Linked DNA regions of Homo sapiens: region 2 is linked to region 1. Evidence: chromatin contacts called from ENCODE Hi-C or POLR2A ChIA-PET data. All regions are on one chromosome and are shown on one strand. Each heading gives the region's core, a stretch centred on a gene start or an enhancer-like site at or near the end of the contact. The rest is flanking DNA. Distances are from core to core; before and after follow the strand shown. Region 1 overlaps PNPLA7 (patatin like domain 7, lysophospholipase). Region 2 holds the start of ARRDC1-AS1 (ARRDC1 antisense RNA 1).

Region 1 (6,558 bases), core at 1,379-3,878:
ATCTTTGTCCCCTTGTGGAATATACATGCTTATCTCTGCTCTCTTAAAAAGATACAAACCTCCAAGGATAAAGACAAAAGCTAAGAGTAGATAAAAAATGTCACTGAAATTTTAGCGGCTGATGAAAGCAAGTGACAGGGTCATGGCTGGTGGAGCCCTCTAAGGAAAGCTGACACTTGGTTTTAGAGGTGCAGAACCTGGACAGAGAGGACTGGTCCTCACTGCAGAGCCAGAACGAGGCTAACATGCAGGTGAGACGGGAAGAGGGGCAGGCTAACCCCAAGTCACTTTCCTGACCCCAACAGGCTGGAAATGGCTTTTCCCCGTGGCCAGAGGACTACCAGGAACTCTCTGGAGAAGGTGAAGCAAGCAGGTAAGAGCCCAAGGACATCAGGTGTGGCTACGAATCCAAGAACAGTGTCCACTCCAGACGGGAGCACTCCCAGACTCCTCAGTGAGTGTCCACTCCAGACGGGAACACTCCCAGAATCCTCAACAACAGTGTCCACTCCAGACGGGAGCACCCCCAGACTCCTCCCCAAGTGTCCACTCCAGATGGGAGCACTCTCAGACTCCTCAGTGAGTGTCCACTCCAGATGGGAGCACTCTCAGACTCCTCAGTGAGTGTCCACTCCAGACGGGAGCACCCCTAGACTCCTCCCCAACAGTGTCCACTCCAGGCGGGAGGACTCCCAGAATTCTCCACAACAGTGTACACTCTAGACGGGGGCACTCCCAGAGTCCTCCCCAACAGTGTCCACTCCAGGCGGGAGGACTCCCAGACTCCTCCCCAACAGTGTCCACTCCAGGCGGGAGGACTCCCAGAATCCTCAACAACAGTGTCCACTCCAGACAGGAGCACCCCCAGACTCCTCCCCAAGTGTCCACTCCAGATGGGAGCACTCCCAGACTCCTCAGTGAATGTCCACTCCAGACGGGAGCACCCCCAGACTCCTCCCCAACAGTGTCCACTCCAGGCGGGAGGACTCCCAGAATTCTCCACAACAGTGTACACTCCAGGCGGGAGGACTCCCAGAATCCTCCACAAGTGTCCACTCCAGACGGGAGCACCCCCAGAATCCTCCCCAACAATGTCCACTCCAGGCGGGAGGACTCCCAGAATCCTCCACAACAGTGTCCACTCCAGACAGGAGCATCCCCAGACTCCTCCCCAAGTGTCCACTCCAGATGGGAGCACTCCCAGACTCCTGAGTGTCCACTCCAGATGGGAGCACTCCCAGACTCCTCCCCAACAGTGTCCACTCCAGGCAGGAGGGCTCCCAGAATCCTCCACAACAGTGTACACTCTAGACGGGGGCACTCCCAGACTCCTCCCCAACAGTGTCCACTCCAGACAGGAGCACCCCCAGACTCCTCCCCAACAGCGTCCACTCCAGACAGGAGCACTCCCAGACTCCTCAGTGAGTGTCCCCTCCAGACAGGAGCACTCCCAGAATCCTCCCCAACAGTGTCCACTCCAGGCGGGAGGACTCCCAGAATCCTCCACAACAGTGTATACTCCAGGTGGGAGGACTCCCAGAATCCTCCACAACAGTGTCTACTCCAGATGGGAGCACCCCCAGACTCCTCCCCAACAGTGTCCACTCCAGGCGGGAGGACTCCCAGAATCCTCCACAACAGTGTCCACTCCAGGCGGGAGGACTCCCAGAATCCTCCACAACAGTGTCCACTCCAGACGGGAGCACCCCCAGACTCCTCCCCAACTGTCCACTCCAGATGGGAGCACCCCCAGACTACTCCCCAACACTGTCCACTCCAGGCGGGAGCACTCCCAGGCTCCTCAGTGAGTGTCCACTCCAGACGGGGGCACTCCCAGGCTCCTCCCCAACAGTGTCTACTCCAGGCGGGAGCACTCCCAGGCTCCTCAGTGAGTGTCCACTCCAGATGGGTGCACTTCCAGGCTCCTCCCCAACAGTGTCCACTCCAGATGGGAGCACTCCCAGACTCAGACAGGAGCACTCCCAGACTCCTCCCCAACAGTGTCCACTCCAGATGGGAGCACTCCCAGACTCCTCCCCCTCCTCCAACCCAGTGCCACCACAGCAGAACATACGCAGATTCCTTTCTGAGAAGCTGCCCTAAAAAAAAGACCTACAGACCCTGACCTGTAGACTCCCAAACCATGAAGGAAAGAGCCAGCGTCCTGCTCAGTCCTCCTGCAGGGAGTGTCCCCTGTTAACGAGCCCTGACCCCATGCACACGCAGCCTATATGCAGCTTTCAGGTGGATCACGCTGTTTTCGTTTTGTAGTTAACCCATGTAACTCCCACCGAAATCAATATGTAGAACATTTCCAGTAATCTAGATTACCTTACGCCTCCCCGGGTCGATACCCAACCTAAACCCCTAACAGGCAACCACTAATGAGACCTTAACCCCAGCAGGGCCAAACACCAGGACCAAGTCCCTCGAACCGCGCGTTCTAACAGGCAACCACTAATGAGACCTTAACCCCAGCAGGGCCAAACACCAACACCAAGTCCCTCCAACCGCACGTTTTTTGTAAAGGAAGTTTTTTTTGGAACACTAGATGGCCACATTGAGTAGCTGCAAGAGAGACCACGTGGCCCATAAAGCTGAAATATTTACACTCTGGCCTTTTACAGAGAAAGCTGGCTGGCCAGCCTCTGTCCTCAAGTGTCAGTACAGCTGGTAGCTGAGCCTCAGGTGAGTGAAATTACACAGTGTGTGCTTTTTGTTGCTGGCCTCTTGGGCTCCACATTATTTCTGTGAGATGCAGCTATGCTGGTTTGCACACTTGTGTTCAATAAGAACTTCATTCACACATAAAGTGACTGCTGGAGGCAGAAAAGCCCCTGATCAGAAAGACAGAAGCCAAAATAAACAGAGAAGAAAAACTCAGGTCAGAAACAACTCAGGGAGCAAAAGAAAACCCATCTTACTTTATCCATGAAGTAAGAACAAGATAATTTTTAAAAATTAAAACATAAGAACAAAGATACTTTTTTAAAAAGAACATTCAGGGCCAGGCGCAGTGGCTCACACCTGTAATCCCAGCACTTTGGGAGGCCGAGGCAGGCGGATCACAAGGTCAGGAGTTTGAGACCAGCCTGACCAACATGGTGAAACCCCGTCCCTACTAAAAATACAAAAATTAGCTGGGCATGGTGGTGGGCACCTGTAATCCCAGCTACTCGGGAGGCTGAGGCAGGAGAATCGTTTGAACACGGGAGGCAGGAGTTGCAGTGAGCTGAGATCACGCCATTGCACTCCAGCCTGGGTGACAGGGCAAGACCCCGTCTCAAAAAAAAAAAAAAATTAACAGAAAAAACCTCTTGAAATGAAAAATATGACAGAAATTAAAAATTCAATGGAAGATTTGGAAAATAAAGTTGAAAAAATCTAGAAAGTATAACAAAAAGGCTGGGCATGGTGGCTCATGCCTGTAATCCCACCACTTTGGGAGGCCGAGGCGGGCAGATCACGAGGTCAGGAGATCGAGACCATCCTGGCTAACATGGTGAAACCCCGTCTCTACTAAAAAATACAAAAAATTAGCCGGGCGTGGCAGTGGGCGCCTGTAGTCCCAGCTACTCAGGAGGCTGAGGCAGGAGAATGGCGTGAACCCAGGAGGCGGAGCTTGCAGTGAGCTGAGATCGCGCCACTGCACTCCAGCCTGGGCGACAGACCAAGACTCCATCACAAAAAAAAAAAAAAGAAAAGAAAAAGTACAACAAAAAGACAAAGGTGGTGTAGAATAAAGACAATTCTAGATTTCTAAGGTTTCCAAACATACACCTCCCTGGCATCCTGTCTCAGGAAGTGAATGGAGGATTTGCTCCACCAAAACACGCCGGCCGAGAAAGCAGCAGCAAGAGCCCTGTGTAGGGGAAGGAAGGGTGGGTGGTCCTGGGATGGCGTCTGGACAGCAGGCCTGGGGAGGGTCCGACTGGGCAAGAGGATGGGGGCTCCTAGCAGGGGCGCTTCCCAGAGCAAAAAAGCATTCACGGAGCCGCTGGTTCAGGCGTGAATCTGTAATGGGTGCATATAAAAATCACCAAGAGGCCAAAAATAAGCCGCTGGTTCAGGTCGTGAATCTGTAACAGGTGCACAGAAAAATCACCAAGTAGCCAAAAATAACACAACTGTTAATTCCAAGAAAAAGAGAAAGTTGCAAGAAAGGAAATTTAACTATAGTACACTACATAGCTCAGCTGTGAATAGTATCCATGAAGTCGAAAGAACCGCCCATGAGCGGTGCAGATGGGAACGTAGCATGAGGCATGGGGGCAATCTACGGAGCCACACTTCATCTCCCATGACAGGAAGCATGGGGGCCATCCACCGAGCCACACTTCATCTCCCACGACAGGAAGCATGGGGGCCATCCTCCGAGCCACACTTCATCTCCCACGACAGGAAGCATGGGGGCCATCCTCTGAGCCATACTTCATCTCCCACGACAGGAAGCATGGGGGCCATCCTCCGAGCCACACTTCATCTCCCACGACAGGAAGCATGGGGGCCATCCACCGAGCCACACTTCATCTCCCACAACAGGAAGCATGGGGGCCATCCACCGAGCCACACTTTATCTCCCACAACAGGAAGTCAGTGTGTCTAGAATGGATGGGTTAGGAAACAGCAAGAAAAGCTGCTCAGAAGGAACCGAAGCGTTTTCAGTGTGAGGGGACAGACGGCCACTGTTGATAAAACTTTAAGTATGTTTTTAGAATCTGTCCATGTTATTTTGCAAGAATTTAAGTTTTGTTAAAATGACAAACACAAAAGTTTGATGAGGAAAAACGATGTCACGGCAGATGATCAACTGATCACAATACAGAATTACCTCTCTCAGATATCACCCCCATTTTTTTTTTTGAGACAGAGTTGGAGTGTCACTCTGTCACCAGGCTGGAGTGCAGTGGCACAATCTCAGCTCACTGCAACCTCCAAATCCCTGGTTCAAGGGATTCTCCTGCCTCAGCCTCCCGAGTAGCTGGGATAACAGGCACCCGCCACCACACCCAGCTAATTTTTGTATTTTTAGTAGGGATGGGTTTCACCATGTTGGCCAGGATGGTCTCGATCTCCTGACCTCGTGATCCGCCCACCTCGGCCTCCCAAAGTGCTGGGATTACAGGCGTGAGCCACCGTGCTCAGCCAATCACCTCCCATTTTTTACTCCCACTACACTCAGGGAAGATCCATTCCCACCCCTAAGGGAGAGGGGCTGTGACACCAACGCGGATGAGACGGATCGCAGCAGCTGAGAGGAACCCGGCCCGTCTCAGCGCACAGCTCCCCTCTCCTGGAACAGGCATGGCTGCACTGTGATAAGTGAGGCCCAACCTGAATATCACAACAAGATCAAGATCAGAAAGAACAAAGAAATAATGGAGAAAGCCTCTACCCCAGTGAAGCTATTTTTTGCTTAAAGAGAAACGAATCATCCAAGGTAGGTCGCATACAGATGCCCCGTGCTGAACGGGTTTACGTCCACGTAGACCAAAGCTCCTGTGGTCCTTTCCCAGTTTTTCTCAGGCCCACAGGTGCCCCTTACACATCCAGGAGTCCCTGAGAAGCCCACCTCAGCTCCAGAGACACACTAACCAGAGGCTCCAAAGAGGTGCACAGAGGTGGATCTGGTGGCTGGGACCCCACTCTGCCCCAAGCCACGCTGGGGGCTCCCTCGAAGATGAGCACCGGCCTTCTAACGGCAGGTCAGCCTTGCTCAAAGGAGGTGGGTGTCTTCTCCCTCCCCAGGCCGGCAGCCTCCCCAGCACAGGCCACGCGTCACGTGAAGATACACAAGTCCCAGGGAGCACAACGAGATGCCGAGGTCCCACCCACGCCTCCACCCCAGGCCCCAAACAGCTCAAAGCGCACCTGTGCCCATCTGCCGGGGAGCAGAGTGAGCACCCTGGACACCCCGATGTCTGGCTGGAGCTTGTTACGTCCTTTCCGAGCAGAGGAACATAGGATGGGATCAGAGGACACCACCCAGGCTCCAGTGCGAGGTTTCATGCAAGGACCTAGCGCTTGGTTCTGCCTGAATGCATCCGAGCCAGGGTTCTGGTGAGCTCTAGAAAACTCTCCTAACAAAGTCTAGAGAAACTGAGGTAGAAGTTACCTTGATACACAGCTAACAATGAATGCAAAAGGTGTAACTCAAAAGAGTAAGATTAAAATCAGTTACCTCTTTTGAGTTGAGAGGCATTTAGCAAAATTCAGCTAATGGACACTAAAGATTTGTTTCACTGCATGTAGGTTTTACTCAAAGAAAAAAAGATTAAACACACATTAAATTCCAGTTAATGGGCCAAGCGCGGTGGCTCAGGCCTGTAATCCCAGCATTTTGGGAGGCTGAGGTAGGTGGCTCACTTGAGGTCAGGGGTTCAAGACCAGCCTGGCCAACATGGTGAAACCCCGTCTGTACTAAAAATACAAAAATTAGCCAGGTGTGATGGCACATTCCTGTAATCCCAGGTACTCAGGAGGCTGAGGCAGGAGAATTACTTGAACCTGGAAGATAGTGGCTGCAGTGAGCCAAGATCGTGGCACTGCACTCCAGCC
Region 2 (6,558 bases), core at 2,546-5,045, 84 kb after region 1:
TGCGGCGGCGTGGAACCCAGCCTGACCCCTGAGAGCTGACCCCGTGCTGCCTTCTCCAGGCAGGCCTGGCCTCTGCCCTGGGACTGGGGCGCCCAGGGCCTCGTGCCTTCTCTCTTGGCCTAGCCTGGCCCACTCAGGACCTGCCCAGCCTCTGCCAGCTCCTCTGGCATCCGCCCTCTTCTCCCTGGGGCTGGGGTGGGGGTGGCAGGGAGCTGGGACCTGGAGAGACAACTCCTGTAAATAAAACACTTTATTTGTAGAGCTGGGCCTCACCGGCCTCGCCTTGGGCACCCTCCAGCCTCTGGCAGGGCCTGACCCTGACCCCATCCTGGGCTCTGCTCATGCCAGGGCAGACCCTGCTCCTCAGGTGCCCCCTACTACCCTGGGGGCGCGCTCAGGCTACCATGCCTGGGCGGAGCCGCGGGGCTGGCTCCCTTTAACAGAGGACGGGGGCTGGCGCTGGGCCTTCCAGAGCCGCCTAAGGACACGTCCTTGGAGCCCGGCTCATGAAATGGGGCCTCACGCAACCTTGGTGTTTGGTTAAATTTGTGCCTTGGCTCCTGTTGCGTTTAGGCACCCAGGTTCCCAAGCGGTGTGGTGTGGACCTCCCCTGCTGAGAAACCCGCTGGCGCGTGGAGGGGCTTGCCCAGGTCCCTCCGACAGGAGACCCTGCTCCCTGGGCCTTGGCCCCTGCTAGCACCACTGCCAGGCCTGGCTCTGAGGGACGCTGCTTCTCCCCTGCCCACGTCTCCAAGGCCTGAAAGGCAGGGTTCTGTGGAACAGCATTTCTCAAAGGGGCATCCTGCAGACGTTCCAGCCCCAGGGGAGGCCCCGTGATGCTGGCTGGCCTGCCTGGAGGGTGCTTCCAGAAACAACGGAGATGGTGGTGAAGAAGGCTCTGGGTTCAAATTCCAGTTCTCCTTTAGGGCGAAGGGGTGACTGTGGCTAGGTTTGTCAGTTACCTTATCTATAAAATGCACAGGACCAGGCCGGGCACGGTGGCTCCCTCCTGTAATCCCAGTACTTTGGGAGGCTGAGGCAGGTGGATTGCTTGAGGTCAGGAGTTCCAGATCAGCCTGGGCAACATAGTGAAACTCCATCTGTACAAAAAAAAAAAAAAAAAAAAAATAGCTGGGCATCATGGCACATGCTTGTAATCCCAATTACTCAGGAGGCTGAGGCAGGAGAATCGCTTGAACCCAGGTGGCAGAGGTTACAGTGATCTGAGATTGTGCCACTGTACTCCGGCCTGGGTGACAGAGCAAGACTGCCTCAAAAAATAAAAAAACAAAACCCCACAAAAAACTCGTGGGACTGTAGGGTACAGCCCCCCACCCTCATAGCATGACAGTTTATTTCTTGAACAGTCCAGAGGGGGCAGATCCTGGCCTTGTGGCAGAGTTGTCATTCCTACATAGTGGTTCCCATCCCTGGCTCCCAGATGGCTGTTGACAGCTTTCACCACTGCCCAGCCTAATGGTGGGACTTTTGAGGGACAGACTGGGAAATGGATTGTCACTTTTTGTCTCTGACCTGTCCCCTTCCTGTTGGAAATGTGGTCTTTAGCCAGGCAGTCCTGTACTTGGCTAAAATTTTACTAATTGTGGGACAGGCAGCATGAATATTGGAGAACAGCAGAAAGTGTACCACAGGTGGGGTCATCTGTGAAGCGCCTCCTGGAAGCAGTGCAGTATATGGTTGAAAGGAAGGCCTCCTGGGCTGAATCCCATCACTGCCTCTCACCACTCCCTTGCTTCAGTTCAGTCACTTATAAAATGTGGGTAAGAACAGTGCCTGCCTCTCAGGACTGACCTGAAGTCTGCAGTGTTAGCATGTCACGTGCTGAGAGCAGCATCTTGACATAAGTGCTGAGGGGCACACAAGGGTAGCAGCTGATGGAAAAATGGAGTGAAAAAGCTGCCTGCAGCTGCTTCCCACACCTTCACTTAGGGTGGATGTTTGCTTGGTGAAGGATTTTTCTTCACATTCTAACTCCCTTTATTCAGTCAACAATTTTTTTGTTGTTGTTGTTGAGACAGAGTCTTGCTCTGTTGCCCAGGCTGGAGTGCAGTGGCACAATCTCAGCTCATTGCAAGCTCTGCCTCCCGGGTTCATGCCATTCTCCTGCCTCAGCCTCCCGAGTAGCTGGGACTACAGGCGCCCAGCACCACTCCCGGCTATTTTTTGTATTTTTAGTAGAGATGGGGTTTCACCATGTTAGCCAGGCTGGTCTCCATCTCCTGACCTCATGATCTGCCCACCTCGGCCTCCCAAAGTGCTGGGATTACAGGCGTGAGCCACCGCACCCGGCCCAGTCAACAAATATTTTGTCTCCTGTACACCAGGTATTGTTCTAGGCACCATGGACTTACATTCTAGTAGGGAGACAATATTCCAAATCAGGATGTGGGAGAGTCACATGACACACACTGTGATGGAGCCAAGTAAGTCAACGAAGACAGGTATGGGGGGGCAGTATCATTTTAACTAGGGAGGAGAGGGAAGGCTTCCCTTAAGAGGTGATATTTCAACTCAAGGATGGTAAAGAGGGAAGCCACAAAGACACTCGAAATAAAGGTTTCAGGGAAGGGACAGACAGCAGGGGTGGCGGAGAGGTGGGTGCGGGGCAGGAGGGCCATGAAGGCGCTCGTGTCTCCTGCGAGGGCTCAGGGTGCTCGGCCTGTCATAAATGGACTTAGGCTTTGACAGAGCAGTTTAGCTGCCCTAAAGAAACCTGGGAAGGTTCCCTTGGCACTTGGGATTGTCCGTTTCCTTTTCTGTCTATGTGCGCTGTCTATGCTGGACTTGAGATAATTCTCCGGAGTCCGACTCACCAGGAGACTCGGGTGTCACCCAGATTGACCTTCAAGGCTCATTTCTTGTCAGTCCAGTACCCGTCCCCTCGGTTCACACGACCATCCAGAAACCTCAAATTCAGTCCATGCTTCTTGTTTTGGGTCTCGGGGCTGGGATAAGGCGGGCTGACCACCGCGGGGCATGTAGGTAGTTTCCGTGGTGCTGGGGGCGCTCTCCAGGGAAGGCTACTTGGTCTGCAGAAAAGGCCTTGACTTGTGCATACCTGGGCAGCGGGCCTATGAGTGGCAGCGAGAGCGGGGTAACCAGAGAGGGCACACCCCCCAACCGGAGCGCCCCCCAGGTTGGCATCTCCACAACTGTAGAACCTCCCCCATCAGGGCAACCCTCCCGATTGGGACACCGCCCCCAGCCAGACACATCCTCCTAGCAGAACACCCATGCTTAGCCGGAGCCGCTCCCCCGCCAGACACCTCCCCACCGGGAAACCCTCCCCAGTGGGACACCCCAGCCAGTCCAGGTATTCCCGCCGTTAGGGACACCCCCTCCAGCCGGAGCATACCCTCGGCAGGGGCATTCCTCCCAACCGAGGGAACCCCGCCGCAACGGGAACCTGCCTGAACCAGAGCACCCTCCCGCGCCGGGGACACCCCACAGGCGGCTCCCGCGCCAGGCCGCGGCCCAGGGAGTCAGCCTTCCGCGCAAGCCGGCGAAATCAAAGTGCGTCCGGGGTTAGAGGTCAGAGGTCGGAGCCGCGGGTCTTTCTCCTTCTTCGGCCAGCCCACCAAAACGTCAATTTAGAATGAGACATGTGTTGAAAATGGGACGGCTACTCCCCATCCACTACTACGACTCTGGCGGGCGGGTTCTCCAGCTCCAGGTCTCCTACCCCGCGGGCGCGCGTTCCGGTTCCGGCCGCCGCAGGCCCGGCGCCTGGGGCGCCGCACGCCTGGTTCCAGTGCGCAGGCGCCGCACCGGTCGAGCTCCAACGCGCAGGCGCGGGCGCAGGCGCAGGCGCAGACGTAGGCGATCGGCCCCGCCCCGACTCTGGGCCGCGAGGCGCGGGCGGGGCGATGGCGCGCGGGAGGGGCGGGGCCACGCTGCGGGCCCGGGCCATGGCCGCCGCCGATGCCGAGGTGAGCAGCGGGGCCGGCGGGGGGCGGCGCGGGGGCGGCGGGCAGCGGCGGAGGCGGCGCGGGGGCGAAGAACCGGGCGGGGCGGCGGCAGGCGGCCGGCGGGCGGGCGGGGCCCCGGGTCCCCCCGCCGCCGCCGCCGCCGCTGCCGCCGCCTCAGGCCGAGGCCGGGCCGAGGCCGCCGGGCGTCCGGCCCGCGCTCCCGCCGGGCGCGCTTTGTGCGCGGCGCGGGCCGGGCGGCGGCTGGGGGAGCGGGCGGGGGCGCAGGTGAGGGAGGCGACCGCGTACCTGTGCCCGCGCCCCCCACGGACCCCGTGCCGCCGCCGCCGCCCGCAAGCCGGATCTGCGGGGAGGGCCTCGGCCAGGGTGCCGGGGAGGTGCGGAGGACAAAAGGAAAAGTAGCGGGGCCGGCCAACTTTGGAGCGCCGGCCGAGGCGAGGCTGTCCCTCCTCTCGGAGCTCTTCCTTCGCTTCGTTGACCTTTCACTTTGTTCTGAGTAGGATGGCACCATCTTTAACGAAAAGTTGGCCAGTCCCGGCGTGTTTCTCCCCAGACAATGCTGCTCCAGCCCTGCTGGCTGTCAGAAGCAGGAAAGCACGCTCGGTGGGAAGCTTGCGGACTCAAGTTTATTTCCAAACCAGCAGCTTTAAAGGGCTCTCGATGTAAAAAGTTCACATTCTTTTGTTAATGGTCTCGGCCTTCCCCGTGCTCATTCTCAAGGATAGTTTGTTTCCTTGCTTAGGAAAGGAAGCAGCGTAGAGATTAAAGTCTTGCGAGTGGACCACTGGCGTCCCTCTGAAGGAAAAGCAAGCAGGAGGTGGTGTGTCCGTGGAGATGCAGAAATAGTGTGGTCCTAGGGCTGAGATAAGGGACCGGTTTGGAGAAAACTGTCAGCGTAGAAGTATTTCTTTGAAATTAACTGTCTAGTAACAGTTGAGACTTCTAAAGCTTAGAAAGTTAAGGTGTAGTAAGAAGCCGTACAGTATCCTGGTGCATAGACTTAACACTGTATTTTAACTCAGGTAATGTATGGCCTTTTTGTTTATTTTTTTCCTGCATTTTTGGGGGGTGTTGAAATAAGTAAACTGGGAAGGTGCAGGGGAATTCTTAAATTCAATGCAAGGAGTTTTTGCTGAGTATCTGCAGCATTCAAGGAATTAATATTAGTCACTGAGAACAAAAAGCGAAATTAGAAAATTTCAAGTCACTTCTAGGCTTGTAGGGGAGAAGACGTGTAGTGATGAATTCTATCATTTATGAAGTACCCACTGGATCCCACACACTGTGCAAGACCTTTAGATCAGGCGCCTCCCTCGGTTTTCTTCACCCTGTGCAGCAGGTGCTGTTATTTCCTTTTTTAAATTATTATTTATTATTATTATTTTTTGAGACAGGATCTCCCTTTGTCACTCAGGCTGGAATGCAGAGGCATGATCACTGCTCACTGCAGCTTCGACCACCCAGGCTCAAAGGAGTCTCCCACCTCGGGTGCTGCCACACCTGGCCAATTTTTTTGTATTTTTTTGGTAGAGACCGGGGTTTCACCATGTTGCCCAGGCTGGTCTTGAACTTTTGGACTCCAGCGATCTGCCTGCCTCCGCCTCCCTAAGTGCTAGGATTACAGACATGAGCCATTGTGCCCGTCCTGTTGTTTCCTGTTTAGCTGAGGAGGAAGGGTTAGATAACTTGGCCAGTCGGTTGTAGGACCAGCACTAGTACAGTGTTGGGCACGTAGTAGGTGTTTAATACATGACCGATGAGCAAATGGCTCCAGATGTCTCTGGTTCCATAGGCAGCCTTGAATAGGGCTTTACACACCTGATGAGAATGACAGCCTGTGTTGACTGAGCCCTGACTTGTGTCCAACCCTGCCATAGTGCCAGTGCCTTGCATGAATTCAATAATTTGAGCCTAGCAGCAACCTTAAGAGGTAGGTACTGTTACCTCCCCGTTTATAAATGAGAAGACAGGCGCAGTGAGGCCCAAGATTGAAGAGCTTGTGGCCAAGAAGATGGAGTTGCAGGTGGTTTGGCCATAGAGCTGATGCTTGCTAAATGTGTTATATCTGTGATGGTCATTTTAGGTTAATAAAAGCTCTGTTTTTAGATTGATAATTCTAAGGGTTTATCATCAAGGTGTATGAGAAGGTGAGGGAGCCCCTGTGTGTAGCGCAGCAACTCTGGCCTTCTGGACAGTAGGTAGGCATGTGATCACTGTTGTCACTAAACCTGGGAAATGATTCCTGGGTCAGGGTTCATTAATTGCCAAATGATTAAAGTAATAAAGCTGACACTGGAAACTTATCTAACTTCATTTCTTTTCCTTGATTTACAAAGATAGTCAATACATTTTCCTACCAAAAAGAACTGGCCAGCCGTGGTGGCTCATGCCTGTAATCCTAGCAGTTTAGGAAGCCGAGGTGGGCGGATCACTTGAGGTCAGGAGTTCGAGACCAGTCTGGCCAACATGGTTGAAACCCTGTCTCTACTGAAAATACAAAAATTATCTGGGCATAGTGGTGTGTGCCTGTAATTGCAGCCTGGGCAACGGAGTGAGAGACTGTCTCAGGAAAAAAAAAAGAAAAAAAACTACTGAGGTAGTTGAATATATC

Evidence for each region. Hi-C counts contacts between places; a loop is a spot of excess contacts on that map. ChIA-PET counts read pairs that join two places held with the same protein, here RNA polymerase II (POLR2A). Pooled maps may share reads with other maps.
Region 2: a loop to region 1 is called in a pooled map, with 2.8 times the contacts of the local background. The contact joins the promoter of ARRDC1-AS1 here to the enhancer-like site in region 1. A Hi-C loop is called at or near these places in 1 of 168 maps with a recorded cell type or tissue (dorsolateral prefrontal cortex) and 6 of 50 pooled maps. POLR2A ChIA-PET finds 5 or more read pairs at or near these places in 4 of 52 experiments (A673, BJ, RWPE1 and 1 more).

What each region holds. Positions count from the first base shown.
Region 1 is chr9:137,532,468-137,539,025 of GRCh38, forward strand. All of the region lies in intron 8 of PNPLA7 (patatin like domain 7, lysophospholipase), which reads right to left. Among named protein-coding and RNA genes, the nearest start is that of PNPLA7, 15 kb to the right of the region's middle. RefSeq lists an enhancer at 2,416-2,475. Within about 2 kb of position 2,629, at least 7 of the 41 ENCODE cell types and tissues checked have a DNase peak (open chromatin) inside an H3K27ac peak, as active enhancers do; they include A673, where a contact is called at or near this core.
Region 2 is chr9:137,615,100-137,621,657 of GRCh38, forward strand. It overlaps ARRDC1-AS1 (ARRDC1 antisense RNA 1), which reads right to left and starts at 3,796. Exons shown (of 3, transcript NR_122035.1): 1 at 3,432-3,796; 2 at 2,835-3,092; 3 at 233-1,100. It overlaps EHMT1 (euchromatic histone lysine methyltransferase 1), which reads left to right and starts at 3,906. Exons shown (of 27, transcript NM_024757.5): 1 at 3,906-3,950. The coding sequence starts at 3,930. ARRDC1 (arrestin domain containing 1) reads left to right here. Exons shown (of 8, transcript NM_152285.4): 8 at 1-261. The coding sequence ends at 39. RefSeq lists enhancers at 3,599-3,648, 4,314-5,032 and a silencer at 3,689-3,988.